Linked DNA regions of Homo sapiens: region 1 is linked to region 2. A link is a contact called in ENCODE Hi-C or POLR2A ChIA-PET data. All regions are on one chromosome and are shown on one strand. Each heading gives the region's core, a stretch centred on a gene start or an enhancer-like site at or near the end of the contact. The rest is flanking DNA. Distances are from core to core; before and after follow the strand shown. Region 1 overlaps PALLD (palladin, cytoskeletal associated protein). Region 2 has its middle 15 kb from the start of ANXA10.

Region 1 (5,187 bases), core at 1,787-4,286, 470 kb after region 2:
AGGGAAACACTAATACTCTCAGCAGATCATATTACTCCTAAATTATCTTTACACTTCTTTGTTTTCTGGTGTACACAAAGAAAAGAAGCAATGATTTGAGATGATTTTGAAGACAAAGTTCTTCCCAATGACTAGTTAAATCTAAAGAGATTCCCCAAGGCTGAATCTCAGAAGAGGCTAATAAAATACTGATATGAGAGATGAGAGAGTCTGGCGAAATGGTCTGGTGTGGGGCCTGGGCATTATCAGGGAAATCTAATGCAAGTCCTAGGTGAGAACCATTGTAGGAGAGACAAAGTAAGGAGAGTTGAAGTTCAAAGCTCTGGGGAAGAGCATCCTATGATATAATAAAGGATAATAAGGATATACAAGTCTTATTTTTAAAACTATCTTACATGTTTCCTTTGAAAGGTTGCTTTAAAATTATTACCGTAAATGATTTTATTCTTGAAATTAACGATTTAAATACAAATTTGAGGAGCGTGGTAAATAATATGAAAGTTGCAGACTGGGTACAGTGGCTCATACTTGTAATCACAATATTTTGGGAGGCCAAGGCAGGAGGTTTGCTTGGGCCCAGGAGGTTGTTGTAGTGAGATTATAGTGAGCCATGACTGTGCCACTGCAATCCAGCCTGGGTGACAGAGCAAGACCCTATCTCTAAAAAAGAAAGAAAGAAAAAAAAATTAAAAAAGAAAGTTGCTATTAAATCTTGAGGAAAATATAATTATCTCAGAAAAACACCATCTGATGATTTAAGCCACCATCTGACAATTTAAATCACTTACTCTCTATAAATATTTAAATTTCCATGTGGTCTGCTTTTTGAGTGATGAATTTTCTTTTTTTACAAAGATATCATTGAAATAATTAAAATTGTCAATTGATTGCAATGTCACACTTCTCAAAAAAAAAAAAAATTAGTATTGCAGCGTCTAAACCAAAAGCATAAGGGCAGTGAATGCAAAACAGATGTTCATCTCGGTGGGTGTTCAAAACAATTTTTTAAAGTCAGATGTCTCTGTATATGTGTTTGTACAGCCTCAAGACACGGTCTTAACAGTTTATATATTTAAATGCTCACTCATTTGATATAATGTCAAGTAAACAAGATAGCATTAAAATCAACTACTCAATTAATTTATTTTTTCCATCCTTTATTTCTACGGATTTTTCAAACATCTAGTACTGAAGGATCTTGACATTTTTAACCCAGTACATTCCCTCCCTCTTATTAATACTTCACCCAATTATCTTTTTTAAAGTATCCTATTTAGAGGGAAGCTAGAGCCTATAATTTATTTTAATATTCTGGTGAGAGATGAGAAACAAAGATATCCATCAAAGGGCTATTTAATTTTAGAAAAGTTAACCAGCCATTAGACATTCATGGGCAATAGTTCAAGGAACAAGAACCACAAAAAAAAAATGAGAGTTAGAATTGAAGAAACAAATCTTTAACCCTCAGAAAACCAAGAGGTTTTTTAATACCTTATTTTCTATAGTAGCATTTAGCAAAAGGCAATGAAATTCTATCCCCAAAATGAAGAAGTTTATGATGGTTCTGACAATAATTCATTTATGTAGAATTATATTATTTACACTTTCATCCATGTTGTCTCATTTATTCCTCCCAACATCTTTGAGTAATCATTTTACAAATAGAAAATAAATCTGAGTAATTTCTCCATTAGCCATAGTGAATACAACACATTAGGAAATTAATGCCAGGTTCATCTCTCTCAATGCTCAGTGCCATTTCCCCTGTATCAGCAAATACTTAGGATAACTGTGGGCCTGGGATTGTGGAGGGATTGGAACTAAAGCACACTTAATAAAAAGGAGAGAAGAGTTCCTCAGGGCTAATCCTAAGTTAAAAGGGATGACTTTACTTTGTCTGAGTCAGTGCAAAACTACATTTTTTTTTATCAAAACAGAAAACGAAAACAAAGAAAAATGGTAAGTGCTTCAATCATACCATCCAAAGCAGAGAATTACCATATTCAAGTCATGGAGCTCCCCCAGGCCTACAAGTATTTGAGTTATTCTAGTTCTCTGTTCCTCTGGGATAAAATAGAATAAAACCCTGCAAGACTCACAGGGAAAGCCAAATGTGGAACCGAAGCAAAAGGGGCATTTTTGGCAAAATGACAAAACACAGTAAGCCTCTATAACTAATCTGGACTTCAAGCTAGAGATATTTATGAGCTTCTAAAGAGCCACTGGGAGAGTCTCCCCGTGCCCAGTGCCCACCTAAACTTCTGTAGTTACATTCCTCACTCACTATGGGGGCGCCCTCTTTGGGAACTTTGCTAATCAAGCTGGGCACTCAAGATCAAATTTTTGCTATACAAGCAAATTAGTCTCACTTATAGGGGGTCAGTATTTCGTTTTGTCTCTTTAGAGACATATGTTATGAATCCCTCAATTACTAATTTAGTTTTGCTTTTCAGTTTGATACTCTGCCCCCAATCCATGTTCTTTCATTGAACTGTAATGTTTTACTACTTGTCATTATTTTTGGAAAAACAGTTTCTAACTCTCTTGTTACTAGTGCTAATTTGCATAATTTGAATTAATGGAGAATTTGCCAACACTTACGTAGCTTCTACAAAGTTTGCAGTTGCTTCAAGAATTTTCACATTTTATAAATCCAGTGACAAAGTTTAGAGTTATCTATGCACTGTAGTGTATACCCTTGTTACATTATAATTTTTATACCCCTGAAAGACTTATTACAAATCACAGAAAGCCAAAATCATTGTATTCTTGCCTGAATTGGGTAGTCTGTTTTTTTCAATTTCTCTTAATTTGATGAATAAAAAATAAATCTATTTTTATGTGCATTTTTGAATATGAATTATATTTTCAAATGTTTTTATTTTCTCTTTCGTGAATTGTTTGCTCAGGTCTTTTGCCTATTATTTCAGCAATCTGAGGAAACTCTAGGGCAAAATAAGGAAGCTGCTAGCCACATTTTATAACTTGCTTAAGAACTGGCAATGACAGTTTATCAGGATTTTATACATAAGGATTCCAGGAGTATACTTCATAACCACAAACTTGGGAGTCACAATTCTTTTATTGTGTAAATGGTAGAATTCCTGAGTGCTTGGTGCATTAGTTATTAAAGGAAATAAAACAAAATTTCAAAATATAGTAACCATGAGGACTAATTTGTTACCTACTCTTTGTAAAGGAGATATCAATGTGGATAAAAACAAACCTGGGGGTACATATATTAAGACTTTCAAAGGCCCTTGACAATAGTTTAGAATAAAAATGATGTTTCATTTTTTTTTAACATTTTATAACTTGTTTTTTTAAATTAAAAAAAAAACAAAACAGGCAATGTGAATCATGTATTTAGAGCAGCTTGTCCATGGCTAGTGAACTGGCTTGGAGGTAGCAAACCAAGGACAACTCTCCACTAAATGAAGTAAAATTAAACACTCGTGTTGGCTTATGATCAGTGCTGGAAACATCTGACTCTGATATTATAGTGTGATTTGGAAGAGAAAATTCACGATGACATTTCCAATTTTCAGATGACACCAAGTTTTTCCAAGTCATGACATACCAAGTCAAATTGGGAAGGAAGATAGAGGAAGCTCCCGTGAGTCTTTGGTTTTGAGGTACTACTCCACAAGGGTAAACCTTTGAGATGTATACATTAAATACATTAGGTAAAATCTTTGAGATTTACCCTATAAGGTAAATCTCTAGTGTCATTGGCCCAATTTAAAGATGTGAAAACTGAGTCTCAGAGATGTTAGTTTAAGTCACCCAAGTTGACTCAGCCAGTAAGTGAGGAGTTTGTATTTGACATCAATCTAAATAAGAGCCTATCCTTTACTGCCCCCAATGTGAGAGAGGAAGGAATCACACTCATGAAGGGACCCAAAGCCAACGTGGGGTGAGGGGAGGGCAGGAACCTGGGAAGTTGGATTCATTTGGTTTTTTGAGTTGGTGAGAAACAAGCAGGTATATTTAAATGTGGGGAAGTATGAAGTGATATTTTTAAGGAAGTCCAGTGCTGCAGGAAAATGAATCCCTGGAATCCATGAGCTTTCTTATACCACTTACTGGCAACACAGGCTCTAAACACTAACCTGCCAGCAACATCAACCCAGTTCATTAGCTAACTTTTCCTGTTTGGAAACACAATGGCAAATATTATCCTACCCAGTACAAAGCCATAACCCCCTATACAGGAAGAAAGCTGTGGAAATCTGAAGTGAAATTTTAAAATTGTTATATATTCCTATGTATTTAATATGTGGGTTTTTTGGGGGGTTTTCTTGTTTGTTTTTGTTTTGTTTTGTTTTGTTTTTGAGACAGAGTCTCACTCTGTCGGCCAGGCTGGAGTGCAGTGGCATGATCTCAGCTCACTGCAACCTCTGCCTCCCGGGCTCATGCGATTGTCCTGCCTCAGCCTCCTGAGTAGCTGAGACTACAGGCGCGTGCCACCATGACCGGCTAATTTTTTAATTTTTAATAGAGACAGGGTTTCACCATATTGGACAGGCTGATCTCGAACTCCTGACCTCAGGTAATCTGCTTGCCTTGGCCTCCCAAACTGCTGGGAGTACAGGCGGGTGCCACCACGCCCAGACAATATGTGTTAAGCATTGTGCTAATACTTCATATGCTGGGCAACATCCAACAACCTATAACCCTACAAACCTATAACCCAACAACCCTATAAGATAAATCTCTAGTGTCATTGGCCCATTTTAAAGATGTGAAAACTGAGTCTCAGAGATATTAGGTAAGTCACCCAAGCTTACTTAGCCAGTAAGTGAGGAGTTTGGATTTGAAACCCATCTAATTGAAAACCTATTCTTTACTGTCCCCATATGTAAGAGAAGGAACCACAGCCATGAAGGGACTCAAAACGACTGTGAGGAGGGCAAGTCTGGGGAAAAAAAGCCTTATAATGTTGTAATGGCTCTGGTAAAAGTCTGCAAAAGGTAGAGATGGGTGAAGTTAAAGCAAACAGAGTCTAAGTCCAAGATAAGGTAATTCATTTATAAGAGTCATTAATGCAAGTGCTACAATTGAAAATTTTTTAACGTAAAATGTTTAAACTAGTAAGTGACATATTTGCAATCAGTGGATTCAGAAAAATTAAGTTACTGGAGAGAATATTCCTGTGCTTGGGTTGGCACTAAAGAAAGATAACTC
Region 2 (5,207 bases), core at 1,964-4,463:
CAGGAACTACTGTTGCAGGATGACTTTCTGCCCATCTCTGATGTGGAGTATCACAAATATTGCAACCGTTGCTGAGAAGAAATTCCTGTCAGTGGATGCTGGAGAGGAAAATTCCTGGCTTGGAAATTAGGGAGCTAAATGGATTACAAAAAAGAAATTTCAAAAGGAGAAGCCAACCAAGAATACCCTGCTTTTTTCTAGAGAAAATGATAATAATAGGAAAGCAGTCGATGGCTTCCATGACCACAGATGTACAGCATGTGATCCTGACTGTAATGCCCAAAGGCAGTGGGGAAGATAGCTGTTTCAACCAAAATATCCCCTCAGCAGAGACGAGCATCACAACACATTTACACAGGTCACATGGGGGTGCGAATTCAAAGACCGCAGAAATGCAAGGGTAGTTAGTTAAACGGTTAAGCCACTTGGGAGTTGATCGCCAACTCACTTCTGAACCTCTACTGAAATCAGTGTTGTGCATGAGAAGTCAGAGAACTCTATTGGATACTGTCAAATGAACAGGCATGTTAGTGCTTACTCAGCACCCTCACTTATTGTAGCTTTTGTGGAAACATGGATAGAAGGAGTAAACTCCAAATCCATTAAGCTGTATAAAATCAAAGGTAAATAACATAAATCTTGAAAAGGAAAATTCCCCAAATTCACCCTTAGGTTTTAAATGGAATATTTCTGAGGCTGCTGAATTGTTGAGAACATAAGTAACTTTTATTAGTTGCAGTAATTCTAAAAAATTTCCTAACTCTACAGGTTTGGTCAAGATATGATAGATGCTATAAGAAGCTACAACTGCTTGGACTCCTTATTTGACTTCATTATTGCGGAGATAAGATGGGATGAGTGAAACTATGGAAGGACTCCTTGTCCAAGTACTGCAAATAAGGGTTAATGATGGAAAAATGATTAGGGTTAATAAAAAGAAAAGGAAATATGGATAAAAGGGGTAAAAAAAAGTCCTGAGAAAATTTAAACTGAATACTAGTGTTCAGAAGGTTGATTAAAAATAACATTAATAAGGAAAAGACAGATGTTATAAACACTAAAATTGTCATGAATTGCTATGTAAAGATTAGGTGGTCTGGCTGCTCCATCAATTTTTCAACCTATAAAGGAATTGTGACAGTTTTGCTCAATTTATTTTAGTCTCAATAAATTTTTAAGAATCTGATTATTGTACAAAAGAAATTCATAATCCCCTGAGTGTCAATGCCCATGAAAATTGTATGGGGAAAAAGAGAAGATTCTGACTCTGGATGACAGGAGGGCCAGAGCCCCCTGACTCAACACCCCAGCCAGGGATCCAAGGCTGTTTCCATGGGTGTGAGTAAAATGGCCCGAGGGTGGTGAAGGAAATTTAGTTGGCTTTCTGGACACCGGTGTCCAATATAACATCATACAAAGCCCGTTAAGGAAAAGTTAACAGGCAATAGAATTGAGTTAGGGAGATACGGTGAGCAACTCCAAGGAACAGCAGACAAAAGTATGGCTAAAATATAGGCATTTATTAACAAAAGTTATGTAAGGTTGTTGCCTCACTCTGCCAGAATGTGTGGTTAGAATGGATCTAATGTCTGAATGCAGGACTCTTATCTTACCCAGGTTATTAGGAAAAAGGTTGTCTTGCAAATCTGTTTTTAATCCTTTTTTACTGGAGCATAGTAGATGGGAAATTTCAAAATTATCTAAGCCCATTCAAGTGGCCAATTTAAAGCAATTAGAATAGACTAGGTTTGGATACCTGAGGCACATAAAGAAATTTTGTTTTCAATTAAAAATGTTTTAGATGTAGGTATATTAATAGCCACAATTTCCTTGTTTAACAGCCTGTGGAAGAAATGATGAAACCCAGAGATTCACTATAGAGTACAGAAATAATAAATAATAACCCTCATGCCATGAGTAGTGCACAGTATCGTATTAACTATTCAAGCGGAACAACAAACTAAGGGACACTATTATTCTGTGACCAAATTGACTAATGCTTTCTTTTCCATTTCTACTTATGAAGAAATTTAAAGCCAATTTGCATTCGTGTGAGATGGATGGAAAAATACACATTTACCATGCTCTCGCAAAGATATTTAAATTCTCCTGCTTATTGCTGTACCTGATGAGATGAAACAGATTTGAATCAATTGGAGAGTGCTGCTATTTGTGATAGTAATGATATATTGTTTATGTATCAATCTCAACGCTAAGCTAAAATTGCATTATAAACGCTTGTTAATCATATGATTCCAGAAGATGGCTGATTAACTATCATACAATACATATCTCAGAAAAATGGTGAAATTCCTTGATATCTCTTGAACAGAGGAGACTAGGGCATCCCTCATAAAACAAAAAATAAATGATTTTCTCTGTGAACTCCAAAATCAAAGCAAGCAATATAAAGTTTGATTAGGTTCTTTGGTTTCTAGAGAATTCACATACAACATCTGAGAAATGTTATCAACTGCTATTCACAAAATTACCAAGAAAAAAATAACCTGAATTTGAGCAACAGCACTTCTTTTATTTTTTTTACAGTTTCAAAGAAACTTAGCACAATCAGGTCTTTGTGACCTTACTAAGCACATGGTAACTTCATTACCTCCATGTTCCAATGATTTTGGAAATGTCCAGTCAAAGCAGCCATGCTGACTGAAGCACTTGGCAAAAGCCCTTGACTGACACCCAGTGGTCATTGCTGGTATTTGGGACTAGAAAGTAGCCTATTTCAACTTCAAGGTAAGCATCGCTTGAAAACTATCATTGGCTTGTTATTGTAATAGGGGCTTTAATTGAAATCGTTTTTATTACAATAGGATATAAATTTATTTTGAGATATGAGATACCTATGGTTGTGGGTTATGTCATACCATCATTCCTACATGGAAGCAAATGAAGGAAATAATTTCCTCATCAAATGAACATGTACATTAAGTCTCCCTGTGGAATTGTGTAAGGACATAACTTGTCCCTATGACAAGTTTCCAAGGGTGCCAAAGGGTGTCAAACAAGTAACTGAAGTTTAGATGGTTCCCAAGGGTGGAAGACCAACACAATAAAAATTCAGTCTAGAAAGCAACCCCATTGTTGAAGTGTTAGTGACCTTACTTTAGGTGAAGAGGTAAAAAGATAAATCTGCTTAATAGGCAGAAATGAGTCATGTTTCTTCTGGCACCAGAGGAACTGGATAATAACAAAAATGACTCTTGCCAATTCTTTGGTAAAAACCAATAGAGTTGGCATATAGCCTGAGATAATGGGAAAATAAAGGAACCCCGTAATCTGAAATTTGATATGGAATTGGAGGTGGGCATCAAAGTGCATCACTCACAAAGTAAACCCCAAATACCTCCCAAAATAACACAGGTAACTCCTATTACTGATTACTCACCTTGGCTTAGCTACATAACTACAGGACATAAAAGATTCCACCAGAATGCTTTTAAGAAGTTTTCCCAAAACAAGGCTCACTGCACAAACGGAAGCCCGAACTGGAGATGAAGCACGTTCTGTGCATATAAGAAGGACTTTGATAAGCAGGTCCCTAATATTTGCCTCAACCCTTTCTCCTACTCAACTGTGTTCTTCACCTTTACTGAAAGCCTTATACAAGGATGCTCTTTGAAGTCTTGTGAGTCCTTTCAATTATCGAAGTCTGATTTTCAATCTATGGAATCTCCATCTGTATTATGAAATAATAACAATGCCTACTTTGTAGGGTTGTTTCAAGGAATGAATTAAACCATTTAAAGTGCTTAGAACAGAACTGGCACATTCATTGCTTTAAAATCTTATTTTATGTCAATGGAAAAATAGCTTCATCACAGTAATTTATGTATAATCTTTCATGGTAAATGACAATACACACTGTATAGATAAATTATAATACATTTAAATTACTTATGAAATCCTGTATTTCCATAAAAACCTATTTTTTATTTCAATGGATAAGACTATTATATGTATACATTGAAAACAAAATATTCTCATATTATAATACAAACTTTATTTAGTGATTCCAACAAAAGAACAATCAGGTTTAAATCTCTACTTATTGCCACATTTGTTCCGTAAGAATTGAGTTTTCCCTACTACAGGTTAATCATGTTGATGATAAATAAGATGTACAATATGTAGTTTATTTCAAAACAAAAGTATTTATAAGTCAAAAGGTAAATATGATTCAGAAACACTTGTTACTATTTTAATATACTTTGCTTTTAATTGTAATATTACCTATTAAAATATTCAGATGAGACCAATTTAGCAGCATCTTATTTTTTCTTTAGTGATAATGATCCTCTGACTACTAATCTCTGTGTGGATATATGAAAATTATTATTCCAAGGATGTGAAATTTGTTTCAAATTAATGCACATGACTAATATGCTAGAATTTAATTTTCAAAGTGATGAAAATGTTTATAGTAAGTTACTTTTTCTTTGACTTTTAATTAAATTTCTTCTACAAGGATTAGGACATATAATTTTAAAAATAATTAAAATTTAATTATTTTTATTCATGACTTCTATTGCTACAAATTGGAAAGGGTCAGTGCAAATTTCCAACTAGAATGAATCTTAAATGGACTTTAGAACATCAGAATATGTCCAAAGTACAGAAATGAAGATAATTTTTTAAATCATATTTTGTTCATTTACCTAAAACATGGATATCTAGAGTACATTGTATGTAGATATTCAATCCTGAAAAATTGCTTTACATTTCAACTTCAATTCTCTTTGACAAGCCATAAAAAGTGGTGACATTTTGAGAGGGATACATGGTATCTACACTAAAAATTTATTGTTCTAAATGATGTGCAATATAATTCAAGAAAGACAGTTTTTGCTATTTTGCTTTACAAAGATTCATGAAGTATACAGAGAAGGAGGTTACAGATATTGCTAGCTAGAATGATCAATGATAACATTTTTAAAGTTATAGAAAAAGAAATTCAAAGAAAAGAGAATCTGGTGACAAATAACATTGGTTCTTAAGCTAATAGATGTTCTGTATACACATCAGAGGTTAAGAGACCTGCCACAGAGGATGGTCACCAGGGAAAGTATAATGGCCCCAACAACATAGATGATAGCCTTGCCCTCAGCTCCAGATTCTTAAAAATAAAATTCATTCATTCAAAAAATACTTGTTGGATGCTGTTTTAGATGTTTTATACACTATTTTATGTATTG

The links. Hi-C counts contacts between places; a loop is a spot of excess contacts on that map. ChIA-PET counts read pairs that join two places held with the same protein, here RNA polymerase II (POLR2A). Pooled maps may share reads with other maps.
Region 1: a pooled map shows a loop between it and region 2 (5-fold over the local background). The contact joins two enhancer-like sites. A Hi-C loop is called at or near these places in 1 of 168 maps with a recorded cell type or tissue (HCT116) and 5 of 50 pooled maps. POLR2A ChIA-PET finds 5 or more read pairs at or near these places in 1 of 52 experiments (Panc1).

Annotation. Positions count from the first base shown.
Region 1 is chr4:168,548,360-168,553,546 of GRCh38, forward strand. All of the region lies in intron 2 of PALLD (palladin, cytoskeletal associated protein), which reads left to right. All of the region lies in intron 1 of LOC124900807 (a long non-coding RNA gene), which reads right to left. Among named protein-coding and RNA genes, the nearest start is that of PALLD, 54 kb to the left of the region's middle. Within about 2 kb of position 3,037, at least 4 of the 41 ENCODE cell types and tissues checked have a DNase peak (open chromatin) inside an H3K27ac peak, as active enhancers do; they include HCT116, where a contact is called at or near this core.
Region 2 is chr4:168,074,523-168,079,729 of GRCh38, forward strand. No RefSeq gene overlaps it. Among named protein-coding and RNA genes, the nearest start is that of ANXA10, 15 kb to the right of the region's middle. Within about 2 kb of position 3,214, at least 2 of the 41 ENCODE cell types and tissues checked have a DNase peak (open chromatin) inside an H3K27ac peak, as active enhancers do; they include HCT116, where a contact is called at or near this core.